Regions from separate parts of the Homo sapiens genome. Here region 1 is linked to region 2. A link is a contact called in ENCODE Hi-C or POLR2A ChIA-PET data. All regions are on one chromosome and are shown on one strand. Each heading gives the region's core, a stretch centred on a gene start or an enhancer-like site at or near the end of the contact. The rest is flanking DNA. Distances are from core to core; before and after follow the strand shown.

What was found. Hi-C counts contacts between places; a loop is a spot of excess contacts on that map. ChIA-PET counts read pairs that join two places held with the same protein, here RNA polymerase II (POLR2A). Pooled maps may share reads with other maps.
Region 1: a loop to region 2 is called in a map of sigmoid colon, with 2.0 times the contacts of the local background. The contact joins two enhancer-like sites. A Hi-C loop is called at or near these places in 4 of 168 maps with a recorded cell type or tissue (Right ventricle myocardium inferior, ascending aorta, heart right ventricle and 1 more) and 6 of 50 pooled maps. POLR2A ChIA-PET finds 5 or more read pairs at or near these places in 6 of 52 experiments (A673, AG04450, BJ and 3 more).

What each region holds. Positions count from the first base shown.
Region 1 is chr3:123,405,090-123,411,380 of GRCh38, reverse strand. The region is part of intron 1 of ADCY5 (adenylate cyclase 5); the gene reads left to right. Among named protein-coding and RNA genes, the nearest start is that of ADCY5, 41 kb to the left of the region's middle. Within about 2 kb of position 1,485, at least 4 of the 41 ENCODE cell types and tissues checked have a DNase peak (open chromatin) inside an H3K27ac peak, as active enhancers do.
Region 2 is chr3:123,368,525-123,374,758 of GRCh38, reverse strand. All of the region lies in intron 1 of ADCY5 (adenylate cyclase 5), which reads left to right. Among named protein-coding and RNA genes, the nearest start is that of ADCY5, 77 kb to the left of the region's middle. Within about 2 kb of position 1,643, at least 7 of the 41 ENCODE cell types and tissues checked have a DNase peak (open chromatin) inside an H3K27ac peak, as active enhancers do.

The sequences.
Region 1 (6,291 bases), core at 236-2,735, 37 kb before region 2:
GTCAGGGGTCTGCTCCCTGCTTATTTGAGGCTCTGGTTTCCCTTCTGAACTGAAGGGAATCCAGTCCACTTGCCAGACACTTGTTTTGCTCTTATACTTGCTCAGCCCTCTGAGTGGACCCCAATGGTGGATGGCAGGCTCTCCTCGAAGCAGGCACTAGTACGCCCTTGACTGTGGATTCCAGGAGGCCCAGGGAAACTGCAATGGAAGAGGTTGGTGGAGGCACAGGGCAAGGAAGAAGAGCTTTCTGGCAGACTGAAACAGGAGGCTCATGGAGGGAACGGGTTAGGCTTGGTAGTAGAGGGCATATTTGACAAACCTGAGTGATTTGGTATAGCTGCTGCTTTGGAGATAAGTGGGTGCTGGAATGGCTAGTGCTAAGGAATTTAGGCCGTATCCAGTAGGTGATAGCTATTTAAGTAGTTTGAATAAGGATGGGGTGAGATGGCTCACGTCTGTAATCCCAGCACTTTGGGAGGCCCAGGCAGAAGGATCACTTGAGGCCAGGAGATTGAGAGCAGCCTGGGCAACATAGTGAGACTGCATCTCTACAAAAAATGAAAAAGTTAGCCCAGCAAGGTGATACATGCCTGTAGTCCTAGCTACTCAAGAGGCTGAGGTGGGAGGATCGCTTGAGCTCAGGAGTTCGAGGCTGCAGTAAGCTATGATTGCACCACTGCACTCCAGCCTGGGCGACAGAGCTAGTGAGATTCTACCTCCAAAAAAAAAAGAATGGATGTGATGGTGATTAATCTAAGAGCTGCCATTGTTGAGCCTTTATTTTATGTCCTTTATGTGTCCTGTTAGATTTCATTCTTACTGCAGCTTTCTAAGGTGGACGTTATGTTGGTTTTCACCTGGTCATTCCAAAGGCAGACAGAGTGCAGGATGTGGCCAAGGGTGTTGGAATAATAGGAGATTAGCCCTTCCCCAACAGGCAGTTCACCTTGGGATATGGCTCTACCATTCCTACTTATGCCTGGGAGGTACGGGGTGGCCCCAGGCTGCTGTGTTGAGGAGGAGGAGGAGGAATTGGGGGATAAGGGTTGGGGGAGGAGGAGGAGGGGGATGGAACTCTGCCAAGACAGAGCTGCCCTGGAGGGAGTCTTTGTGGGCTGTTTCCTGAGGAGTTCTACAAGGGAAGCTTCCAGTCACTCTGCCATCCTTAAGGGTGATGAGCTGTGTTCCAGCCCCCATCCTTCCCTCCCTTTCTCATTCTCCTAGTTCTGGTGGAGGCCCTGAGGGCAGATGGGGGCCTCTCACTGGGTTGACCGGATCCAGCACCTGCTCATGTGGGAGAGCAGAGGGACCTCAGGGCTATGGGGCCACACTGCCTCAGGGAACACAGGTCTCAGTTGGGGAAGTGGGTGTGGGAGGACCTGTAGAAAAAGAGATTTATTACTGCTCTTTCCCTGCCAGCTGCGTGTTTGCCTTTCCCAGGTCAGTGGGCTGGTGACGAGAGAGGGCAAGTTAATTTATATCCAGGTGATAGATTAGCTCCTCTAACCACAGGGAACTTTCTCAGCTCATCCAACTGGGGCTTGGAGGGTGGGAGGGGCCGGTGAGTGAGGGAATGTCTCTGGGGCAGTTTCTACCTTCTGCCCGGCCTCTGTTAAGGAAGCAGGTGAGGTGCAAGAGGGGCATCTCAACATGAGTGGGCATCTTAACCTCCTGGAGAGCTTGCTGGGCTCCCAGAGTTTCTGAGTCACAAGGTCAGAGGTGGAGCCCAATAATTTGCATGTCTAGCTGCTTCCTGGGTGATGCTGCAGCTGCTCCTGCTCTGGATATCCCACTTGGAGAACCACTGTGCTAGATAATCAGTTGAGGATTTTTGGTGGTGCTTCCCTTACCTATCTGTGCTGCTTGGACAGGACTATTAGCAGGAACACATCCTTTCCACCTGTGAAAGCTGCATCCCACCTTTAGACCCTGACTCCAAGGATACCTTCTCCAGTGGCCACCCTGAGAACTAGCATGTGCTGGGCCGTCTGTCCTTTTTCCCCACATGCTACCTGGTTTCATGGCCTGCGACTGTACACACCTGGAGTATTGGGACTCACTCTTACCAATCCCTGGGGGCCCCCATGGCACCTAGCACAGCCCCTAGCACATAGAGGAACTAGGTGTTGAGTGGATATAGTTAAAGCAGACCCTTATAAGGGTTAAACTTTTCTAAAAACCCAAGGTCAGATGGGGAGCAGATTTTATAAAGACTTTCCAGGCTGGTTATAGGCAGAGCCAGATCAAGAGCCTGGCTGCCTGTATAGATAATTTTATAGAAAATATTTCATAAGCTTAAAACACCAGCTAGCTCTCTAAATCTTTTCTATACTTTATCTACAGAGATACATTTTTATGTAAGTAAATGTGGTTTGTTATAGCTATTTTTATTTTATTTTATTTTTTGAGTTAGAGTCTCACTCTGTTGCCCAGGCTGGAGTGCAGTGGCAGGACCTCGGCTCACTGCAACCTCTGCCTCCTGGGTTCAAACGATTCTCCTGTCTCAGCCTCCCTAGTAGCTGGATTACAGCCACCTGCCACCACACCTGGCTAATTTTTGTATTTTTGGTAGAGATGGGGTTTCACCATGTTGGCCAGGCTGATCTTGAATTCCTACCCTCAGGTGATCCACCCACTCGGCCTCCCAAAGTGCTGAGATTACAGGAGTGAGCCACCATGCCCGGCCGAGTACAGCTAGAACTTTGTGTCTGCTTTTTTTTTTTTTTAGATGCAATCTTGCTCTGTCGCCCAGGCTGGAGTGCAGTGGCGCCATCTCGGCTCACTGCAACCTGCGCCTCCTGGGTTCAAGTGATTCTTCCGCCTCAGCCTGTCGAGTAGCTGGGACTACAGGCGCATGCCACTGTGCCCAGCTAATTTTTGTATTTTTAGTAGAGATGGGGTTTCACCATATTGGGCTGGCTGGTCTCGAACTCCTGACCTCGTGATCCGCCCACCTCGGCCTCCCAAAGTGCTTGGATTACAGGCGTGAGCCACCGTGCCCGGCCAACGTCTGCCTTTAAAAAAAAAAAAAAAAACAAAAAACGTAACATTTGTATGCTAATTTTCTTGCTGAGTGTACAAATGAATGTCTTTTGTGTGCTGTTCCTACATTATCTCACTCGATTCTCATAACGACACTGAAAATACGTGTTACGACCATGTTCATGCGGTAGAGCATCCCTTGGAAGTGATGTTCCATGATTTGCTTAATGTGTCCCAGGCATCAAACATGGAACTGGTGTCTAGATTTTTCACCGTAGGTCCAGGGCTCTTTGTATTCTCTGAGACCACCTCTGATATTTCTTTTTATGTGGCCACTGTACATAATTCTGTACATAATTGATGCGTTTTCTAAAAAACCACGCTTTAAAAAATTGAGATGAAATTCAATTTTCCACCTCTGTCTATCCCAAACATTTTTGTCAGCCCCAAAGAAAACCCAATACCCATTAGTAGTCACTCCGAATTTCCTCCTCCCCTCAGCCCCTGGCAACCACTAGTCTGCTTAATGTCTGTATGGATTTACCTATTCTGGATATGTCCTATAAGTGGAATCATAACAATATGTATCTTTTTGTGTCTGACTTCTTTCACTTTGCAACTTTTTTTTTTTTTGAGACAGGGTCTCACTCTGTTGCCCAGGCTGCAGTGCAGTGGAATGATCATATAATAGCTCACAGTAGCCTTTATCTCCCTGGCTTAAGCAATCCTCCAACCTCAGACTCCCTAGTAGCTGAGACTGCAGGTGCATACCACCGTGCCCAGCTAATTTTTTTTTTTTTTTTTTTTTTAGTAGAGATAGGGTCTCACTATGTTGCCCAGGCTGGTCTTAACCTTCTGAGCTCAAGCGATACCTCCTGCTTTGGCCTCCCAAAGTGCTGAGATGATAGGGATGAGCCACTATACCTGGCATTTGCAAAATATTTTTCAGGTTCATCCACATTGTAGTATGAATCAGTACTTTATTCGTGTTTTATGGATGAATAATATTCCATTTTATAGCTAGAGCACATTTCATTTATCTGATCCCATTCTTTTTGATGACCAGAGAAATCCAAGTGCTACTGCTGGTTGCTGAAGTGTGATGCATGTTTAAGAAGAGAGGGCATCTCAGGAGAGGGGTGTGCACTGATGGCGATGGCATGGCCTGTGGGGAGGCTGAGAGCAGTAGGGTGTCTGGAGAAGGGAGAGTTGATGGTTAGAGCTGGGGCTGGGTATGTGGCCTTGAGGGACCCAGAGGTCAGAGTGGGAGGATAAAGCTTGGCCAGGAGGGGCAGCTGAGGGGGTATCACGTTCCTAGAATAGAGGAGCAGCCAGTTCAGGGAAATGTGGTGGCTGAACTCCAAAGATGTCTGCAGGTCTGGGTGTGGACGGTTTCAAAGCGAGGCATTTTGGTCCAAAACCAAGGAGTGACCTGGTGCCCAGATGGAAAAGGTCCTGGATTCCCATAGGAGCAGGAGCAGTGGCGGCGGCTTGGCCTGCAGGGTGGGTGTGCTAGTGGCAGCCTGGCCAAGGAAGGCAGTGGCGTGTTCTGGAGGAGAGCCAGCTCAAGTGGAGAGGGCCCAGGCACTGTTGAGAGGGCCTTATTAGGAGTCCAGCTGGGTGGAGTCATGGGAGTGCAGACTTGCTCAACCCCGGTCGGCCAAGCGTCCTTGTCCCTCCCATCATTACAACAGAGCCAGTGCTCATTAAGCCATTATTTGTGCCATTTTGAGTGACCATGGGAGAAATGGAAAGGGAATAACCTTGAGTCCCAAGAGCCCAATTTCAGGAGGAAAGAAAAAAATCCCTTTCCTCTCCTCTTCACTCTCTCCAACTGAAATGAAAACGCCGCTTTGCTGATCAGGGGCACCAGACAATAATCTCTGTGACTGCCTGGGGAGCCCTGCATGTGGGTATTTTAAACCGTAGGTTTTATTATTGTTCAGGTATGGTGTGGCCAACAGATCGGGAGACAACCACCGTGGAAAAGATAGTTTGTTACTCATGGCTCCCAAGAGGAGGGCACATGCCATGCCATGCCATGCGGGGGCCACACGGGGAAATGCCAGGGTCAGTCAGGAGGCAGAGGGAGCCAGGGAGAAATGTGGGCAAGAGCCTTTATTGTGGTTTCCAGGGAAGGAACAGAGAGGCGGGGTCAGCAGGTTTAGGATTGGCAGTTTGAATAACTACAGCAGGCCCTGGAGCCTAGAGGCTGTCTCTGGTTGTTCAGTACCTGACCCTGGGGTGATTAGGGTAGGAAAGTAATGGCCTTGAGTATAAGAACCCAATAAAGAAGGTGGTTGGGAGTATGGCCTCTGGATTGGTTGGTTTGCATATGAAAGGTGCACTCACAAGCAAGTCATTTACTGTCTCTAGGAATTGGCTAGGCCTGGGAAGAGCAGTCGGTCCCTCCAGGGTCAGCGAGACCCCAGATTTCAAAGTATCAGAGATGAAAAATAAAAAGTGCTGGGTGTGGTGGCTCACACCTGTAATCCCAGCACTTTGGGAGGCCAAGGCAGGCAGATCGCTTGAGGCCAGTAGTTTTAGACCAGCCTGGCCAACATCGTGAAACCCCATCTCTACTAAAGATACAAAAACCAGCCCGGCCTGGTGGCAGGTGCCTGTAGTCCCAGCTACTTGGGAGGCTGAGACACAAGAATTGCTTGAACCTGGGAGGTGGAGGTTGCAGTGAGCCAAGATGGCGCCACCGCACTCTGGCCTGGACGACAAAGCGAGCCTCTGACTCAAAATAAATAAAATAAAATAAAATGGAGTAAAATAAAATAAAATAAATAAAATAAAATGGCATGATGGTCTAGTGGGGAAGGCCACGGGCCTTGCATTTGGTATGGCCCTGCTCAGGCCTGGCAGGAGGCACCTCTCCCCTCCTGTCCTGCTCCCTCCTCACCTCTCACAGATCTCTCAGGTCCTAAAGGAGAGAACCAAGTTGGTGTTCAGTCCTCTCTGTGCCGGTGTTCTGGGTCTGGAAGCATTTGCATTCCACACAAGGGAAGAATTCTGACGTGGAAACCCTGCAGCCTGACATGCCTTGTCCGTGCTTCTCCATCCTGTGCTCTAGACTGGTGCTCAGAGCCTGGCCATGCAGCCAAGGGAGTCCGCGGGGCAAGGCTGCTGCAGCCTGGCGGAGGGCTGGAGTCCCTTGGCATGAAAACCAGAGCCACAGCATGAGAGAGGACAGGACTGGGGAGCCTGTGCTGCTTGGCCTCGCCGGCCTTCGCTGAGCTGCTCTGTTTTCAGGGCTGCTCCAGCAGGTACTGCAGCAGCACGGTGACAGGTGGCACTTCCAGC
Region 2 (6,234 bases), core at 394-2,893:
GTCTCTTGAGTGCAGCAGCATTCCTAGTCTGCAGACCCAGCCTCCAGACAGATGCTGCTGCCCCCCTTTTGCCAAAGAAGACAAATAGTTCTTCCTTCTGGGGTGGAGCCAGTGTAGCACAGTGATTAAGACCATGGGTTTCAGAGTCAGTTGGCCCTGGTTCAAGTTCCAGTGCCACTACTTCCTAGCTGTGTGGCCTGGAGCGAGTTGCTTAACTTCACTGTGCCTCACTTTCTTTTTGTCTGTAAAATGAGAATTCTAATTACACCCAGCCCATAGTGTTGTCCCGAGGATTAGATGAGGCTATACCTGCACACTGTAAGCATCTGGTAGACAGTAGCTGTTATTAAATATCATGAAACAACCCCCATTACCAGCTTGTAGTGGCTCCTTATTGCTTGTGGGACCAAGCCAAGCTTCCCATCCTGGCAGACAGTGGTTCACCATCTGGGCCATTTGACTGATGCAGCTTCATCATCTGTCGCTCTCTGATCCTGCTATGGTGGCCTCTTCACTGCCCCACCTGTGCTGTGATTTTTTGAGGACTGTTGTTTTCATTCAAAAGTTTCCCCTCCACACCCCAACCCTACTCAGCTCCCAGCCCAAACCTTACCCCCTCCCTGATGCCTGTCTTGACCTCTTTGGCCGACAGAGGCATTTGCAATCTGAACTTAGCCATGTCATTCTTCAGCATCCACTTGTGTGGTTTCTCCTGTGTTTTCTACCTTAACCATGAGTGCTTATGTCCCATGGTGCTGCCCATGTACTGTTGCCTCCCTTAATATGGAGATTTGGGAGTTGACCATATGATCACTAGAAACTTCTCCATCGAATATGCGGAAGCCCTATCCTGATTTTATAGGAACCAAAAGGTAAAGAGATGTTTCCCAAGGTTGCCAAATCACCCTGTGGTAGAAATGGGAGTAAAGCTCCAGCCCAGAGCCTATGCTTCGCCAGTCCTGATCCTCTGCTACCTGCGGGGGGGTCGGGGGGGGGGGGGCGTGATGCTTCTGGCCTGTTGGCTAAATTCCACAGCTCAGCAAGTGTCGGTGATGAAAGCCGGGCCCAGCCTCGTGAGTGCTGGCAGAGGGCTTGTTTTGACAAGAGCAATTTAGCTTAAGTGACTTGTGCTAGCACTTGGGGTGCTCACAACAGGGACCTGACTCACTCCTTTGTCAAGGACCTCTGTCCTAACTCCCCAGCGTCCTTCAGGGCAAGGAGTCGTTTCTGTGAGACCCTATGGATGGGGGCGTGAGAATCTGTCCCTTCCGTGGCCTTCATCCTTCCAGTTCTGTTTTGGCTCTTGGGGCAGCCCAGCTGAGACTTGGAGACTCCAAGAAGAGTTCTCCATCCCTCTGGTATCAATCCAGTTTGCTGCATTAAGCAGGAAAGCCAATGGCATGGATAATGCCCAGCGACAGAGGACTTCTAAATGCGCTAGATGATTTATAGCAGACTTCCTCTCTTCATTATTTTTGGCTCATGCTGAAGTCAGATCAGTCTGTATTCCTCATGTACATACCAGCTGCCTGGAAATGGCTGTGATTGGGACACACCAGTCATTACTTGATTTGTGTGCCCCTGTTCCTACTCGAACATTTATTGAATACCTGCTGCATGCTAGGTGCTGTGGAGGTACTGGCAGCTCCATGAGACTTGGCCCCAGCCTAGCTGGCTTTGGAGGAATGGTTTGCTGTGGATAATTCCTAGAGTGAATGAGAACCTTAACCGGGCAGGAGAGAACAGGTGGTTGAGTGTTGCATTGCCACCTCTCGCAGTATCCCTGCCTTTTCCTCTGCTTGTCAGGGTTCAGCTTGTCTGGGTTCAAAGGTGGCTTTGTTGGCTCTACTTTCTGCTGTAGCTGTGGCCTTCTTTTAAAAAATTTTAAAAACCAGTTGACACACGTTCAGACTTGCCAATGCTGATTTTTTAACGGAGTGGTCATTTGCTTAGGATAGCAGAGTACAAAGGACACACCCAGGGTTTCTTCTCATAGCAGCTTCCTTGGTGCAGACTTTGACTGACAGCTGACTTTCAGGAATGATCCTGTTGCCAGCCTCTTGCCCAGATGGGCTTACCTGCCCTTGTTGCTGGTGTGGGGCACAGGCACCCAGTGGTTTTAGGGGTGGGAGGCAGGCATGTGTGTTTCTCTTGAGGTACTCTTGCTCTGTCATCTTAGGCATGTGGCCAGGAATAGCATCTGGTGTCGTGGGCTTAAATTCCACTCCAGTCTGCCTTTCTGAGGACTCGGGGCTTTTTCCCTCTGGGAAGGGGTGCTGCTTCCTCCAAATAGGGAGGAAAAGGGACACTCTCCTATCTCCTTGCCTGGGTGCCCTCAGGATGTGGGTGCCATGCGTGGGCTGATAGCCTGCCCAGTTGGGCATTGTGATGTTTCCCTGGATCTTCCTGCATCCTGGGGAATGTCATTCTCTGCTTATGTGTTGGGGGTCAGAGCAGTGTGGGCTGCTTCTGAGTCCTGGGAGAGAGGTGAGGGGGTCCCTGGGGCTGGGGGTTGATGGATGCCTGTCCTTTGGCAGCTAGGATTACGAGCATCAATGTTTAGGGCCCTCGAGCAGAGAACATGGGGCAAATTGAGGTGAGAGAAGTGTTGGGCCAGCATGGAGGCTCACCTTTCAGGAGACAACCAGGGCTCCTGGACAAGTCCAGCAGTAAGTGCAGTGTCAGCAAGTGCAGAGGAACACCAGCTGAATGAACAAGGGGCTAAGAGGCAAAGGTTCTGCATAATGGCCCAGCAGAAGGTGGGGCAGGGCCCCAAGCCCCCAAGCCCTCCTCTGTGCTCACTGCAGACCCCAGGGACTTCGCCTGCCCACCTTCTTCAAATCCCCTCACTCCCCTCTCCCCTGCCCCAAATCTGGCTTAGGAGCAGCCCAGGGCCCAGCTATCCCTGAGGGGAGGCCCTGGGGCACCTTTTGCTTTTCTGCCCTTCACTGTGTAGATATGCAGGGGTGGGGGTGGGGGACAATCAGGCAGGAAACTGAGCTTCAGATCCCATGCTACCCACACCTGGCCTGGCCTTCGCTGCTGATGGGGAGTGCCCTGAGGCATTGCCCACAATGGGTGCAGAAGTGGCAGCCTCATCCCCAGCTCTTGCCCCATCCTCCAGGCCTGGCTGAGAGATACCGGCTGCCATGTGCAATGCCCCGAGGCTCAGGACCAGAACCCGGCTTGGGTCCGGCCGCGTGCCACTTCCCCTGGGAGACAGTACTCTGGTAAAGCACCCAGGCCTGTGCCTGGTGCTTCAAGACAGTTGACAAATTGCCGATGTTCTTATCTTCTCCACTCTCCTCAGGGGACTGCGATCGACTGGTTGGAGCTCTCAGTTTCTTGCTTTTACTAAACCTAGATAGGCAGTGGAAGAATAATTGCTTTCCTGACATTTTATATTATCACCTTATTTAGTCCATCATCTTAATCTTTACACAGTCCTTGAGAAGTAGATAGTATCATCCCTATTTTGTAGGAGAAGATTCTGAGGTTTACTAAGGTTAAGTTACTCAGTCACCACCACACAGGGGAAAAAGGATGTGAACTTGGAGCTTTGATACCAGGTCCTAACCAGATCCCACGTTTTCCCCACAGCATGCTTCGTCTTCTTGAGATACTGCAGAGCTCACTCCTTCTTTCCTCTGGGCCGCTGTTTGTTACCGTGCAGAGTCTGGCCACTGTGCTTCCTTCCGTCTTGAGAATCAGCCCCTCTGTCTGCTTTGTCTCTGCTCTGGTTTCTGGGCTTAGTCCCAGGTCTTGTCAGGAGCACTGCTCAGATGCCTTCAACCATTCTTGGAGTGGCCTTAGTGTTTTCACACCTCCAGCCTCATCCTGCCTTCCCTTGGCTTTGTGTGCCCTGTGTGTTGTGATTTCTCCCTTCTGCCCCAGAGCACGTGGTGGGAAGGGAGGAGGAGGAAGTGGGGGAGGAACGGAGAGGGCAAAGGGGAGGGAGGGATGGGATAGGGGCTTGCCATCTTGATACTCAGACCTAGAAACCTCTGCTGTTTGCAGGTGTATTGGGGTCAAGGCTAAGCTGCCGTAACAAAGAGATACCAAAATACAGTGGCCTTAAGAAGATGGGAATTTATTTCTCTTGTGTCATAGTCTCAAAGTGATGGGGTCCAGGTTGGTAGGATGATTCAGTTCCATGGGGTTGCTCCACCACTTCTAAGGACATTATCCTCATTCATATGGTCAAAGCTGGGTTTGGAGCCTATCTATGTTGTAGCCCAGAAGAACGTGTTTGATAATGGGATGGGAGGTGACATGGGAGCTGCATGTAGCACTTCCATTCATACCCCACTGGCATAGTCATGACCACACCTTGCTGCAAGAGGGGCTGAGAAATGCTGTCTGTGGCTGGGCAGCCATGTGCCCAGTGACTGTGTATTGCCTGGGAAGAACAGGGCAAGGAATTTAGTTGGACAACTTACAGTCTCTGCCACAGCCTTTTAAAAATTATTATTTTTAAATAAAACGGTTAATCTTAATTATTCTAAAGGGGGCGGTGGTGTGATAATCTATAGTCCATCACTTGGACTTCAAACTGAGAATATATTTCCAGGGGCCTAGAGAGTATGCAGGGCAGGTGAGTCTGCAAATGAACATTTGCCACTCCTCCCACTGGCTGTTTTTATAGTCTTCTATCATAATGGTTGAGTTTCATGGCTCACCCTTTGGCATTAGGTCATGCCTCCATTGGCCCTGGGAGAGAAGACTTAACACTGTTACTCCTCATGCCCCAAGAATTAAGGCAGTCAGTGCTTCCCGTGGCCGTGGTGCCAATTCTGGTCACCCTTCCTACCCCCTTGTTAGCAGCACAGCCAGGAGAGAGTGGAGACCAGGGCAGAATCTCCTGGTTTCTTTCTGGGAGACTGAATCACATCACAGATAAGACTCCCCAGAGTCCTCAGGATGTCAGTGCTCTTGGGAAGCAGCTGAGAGCTGTTTGGTCACATTCTCCCATTTTACATAGAAAGAAACCTCATAGGACCCAGAGAGCAGAGGAGTTTGTTGAGCTGGCCCAGCCTGTGAGGAGAAGGGCTGCACTGCAGCAATCCAGGCCTCTTGCTGTTCACCAGGCCTTTCCAAGAGACTCGTTTGCACATTAGCTCATTTCTCCTATAGACTCAATCTCTTCTGGGGATTTCCTAGTGATATGCTCAAGGTCAGCCAGCAAATAAGGGACTCTCCAATACTTCAGGCCAGCTCTCCCAGTTCCCAGACACTCACAGGGACACACAGACTTGTTTCATGTCTCATCTCCCTGATAGAAACCATCTCCAAATGCTTAGTGGCCATGGCAGTTAGTACCACACTCATCTTTCATTTAATTCTGATGTGGGCCTGGGCATTCCTGCAGGTAAGGATTGTCTTAGTTCATTTTCTGTTGCTGTAACTGAACACCACAGGCTGGGTAACTTATAAAGAATAGAGGTTTATTTAGCTCATGGTTCTGCAGACTGGGAAGTCCAAGAGCATGGTGACAGCACCTAGCGAGGGCCTTCTTGTTCATCATGATGTGGTGGGTGGCATCACATGGCGAAACAGAGCATATGTGTGCACGTTAGCTCAGGTCTCTTCTCCTCTTCTTATAAAGCCACCAGTTTCATCATGGGGGCCCCACCCTGATGACTTTAATCCTTATTACTTTCCAGAGGCCCCACCTCCAATTGACCTGTGAATTTGAGGATTAAGTTCCCAACACATTAAATTTCGGGGTACATTCAAAACCATAGCAGAGACCCTGTAGCCCATCTCCCACCTTGTGTTTGATGCTCACCATCAGAGGCAACTGGGGGTCTGGGACTGTCTTCTCTTGTGAGTTGGAATATTCAAGGCCTTAAAGGTACCCTGCAGCCTTCAATTTTCTTTTCATCCATGTATTCATTTAACAAGAATTTATTGTGGCCTGCTATGTGTTAGCCTCTGTCCTGGATAATAGGGACACAACAGTGAGCAGAGGAGGCCTGGCTCCTATGTACCTTTTTTTTTTTTTTTGGAGACACAGTCTTGCTCTGTCACCCACGCTGGAGTGCAGTGGCACCATCTAAACTCACTGCAACCTCTGCCTTATGGGTTCAAGCAATCCTCCCACCTCAGACTCTCGAGTAGCTGGAACTACAGGCATGTGCCATCATGTCCAGCTAATTTTTTTTGAGACAGTCTCGATCTGTCGCCCAGCCTGGAGTGCAGTGGTGCCATCTTGGCTCACTGCAAGTTCAGCCT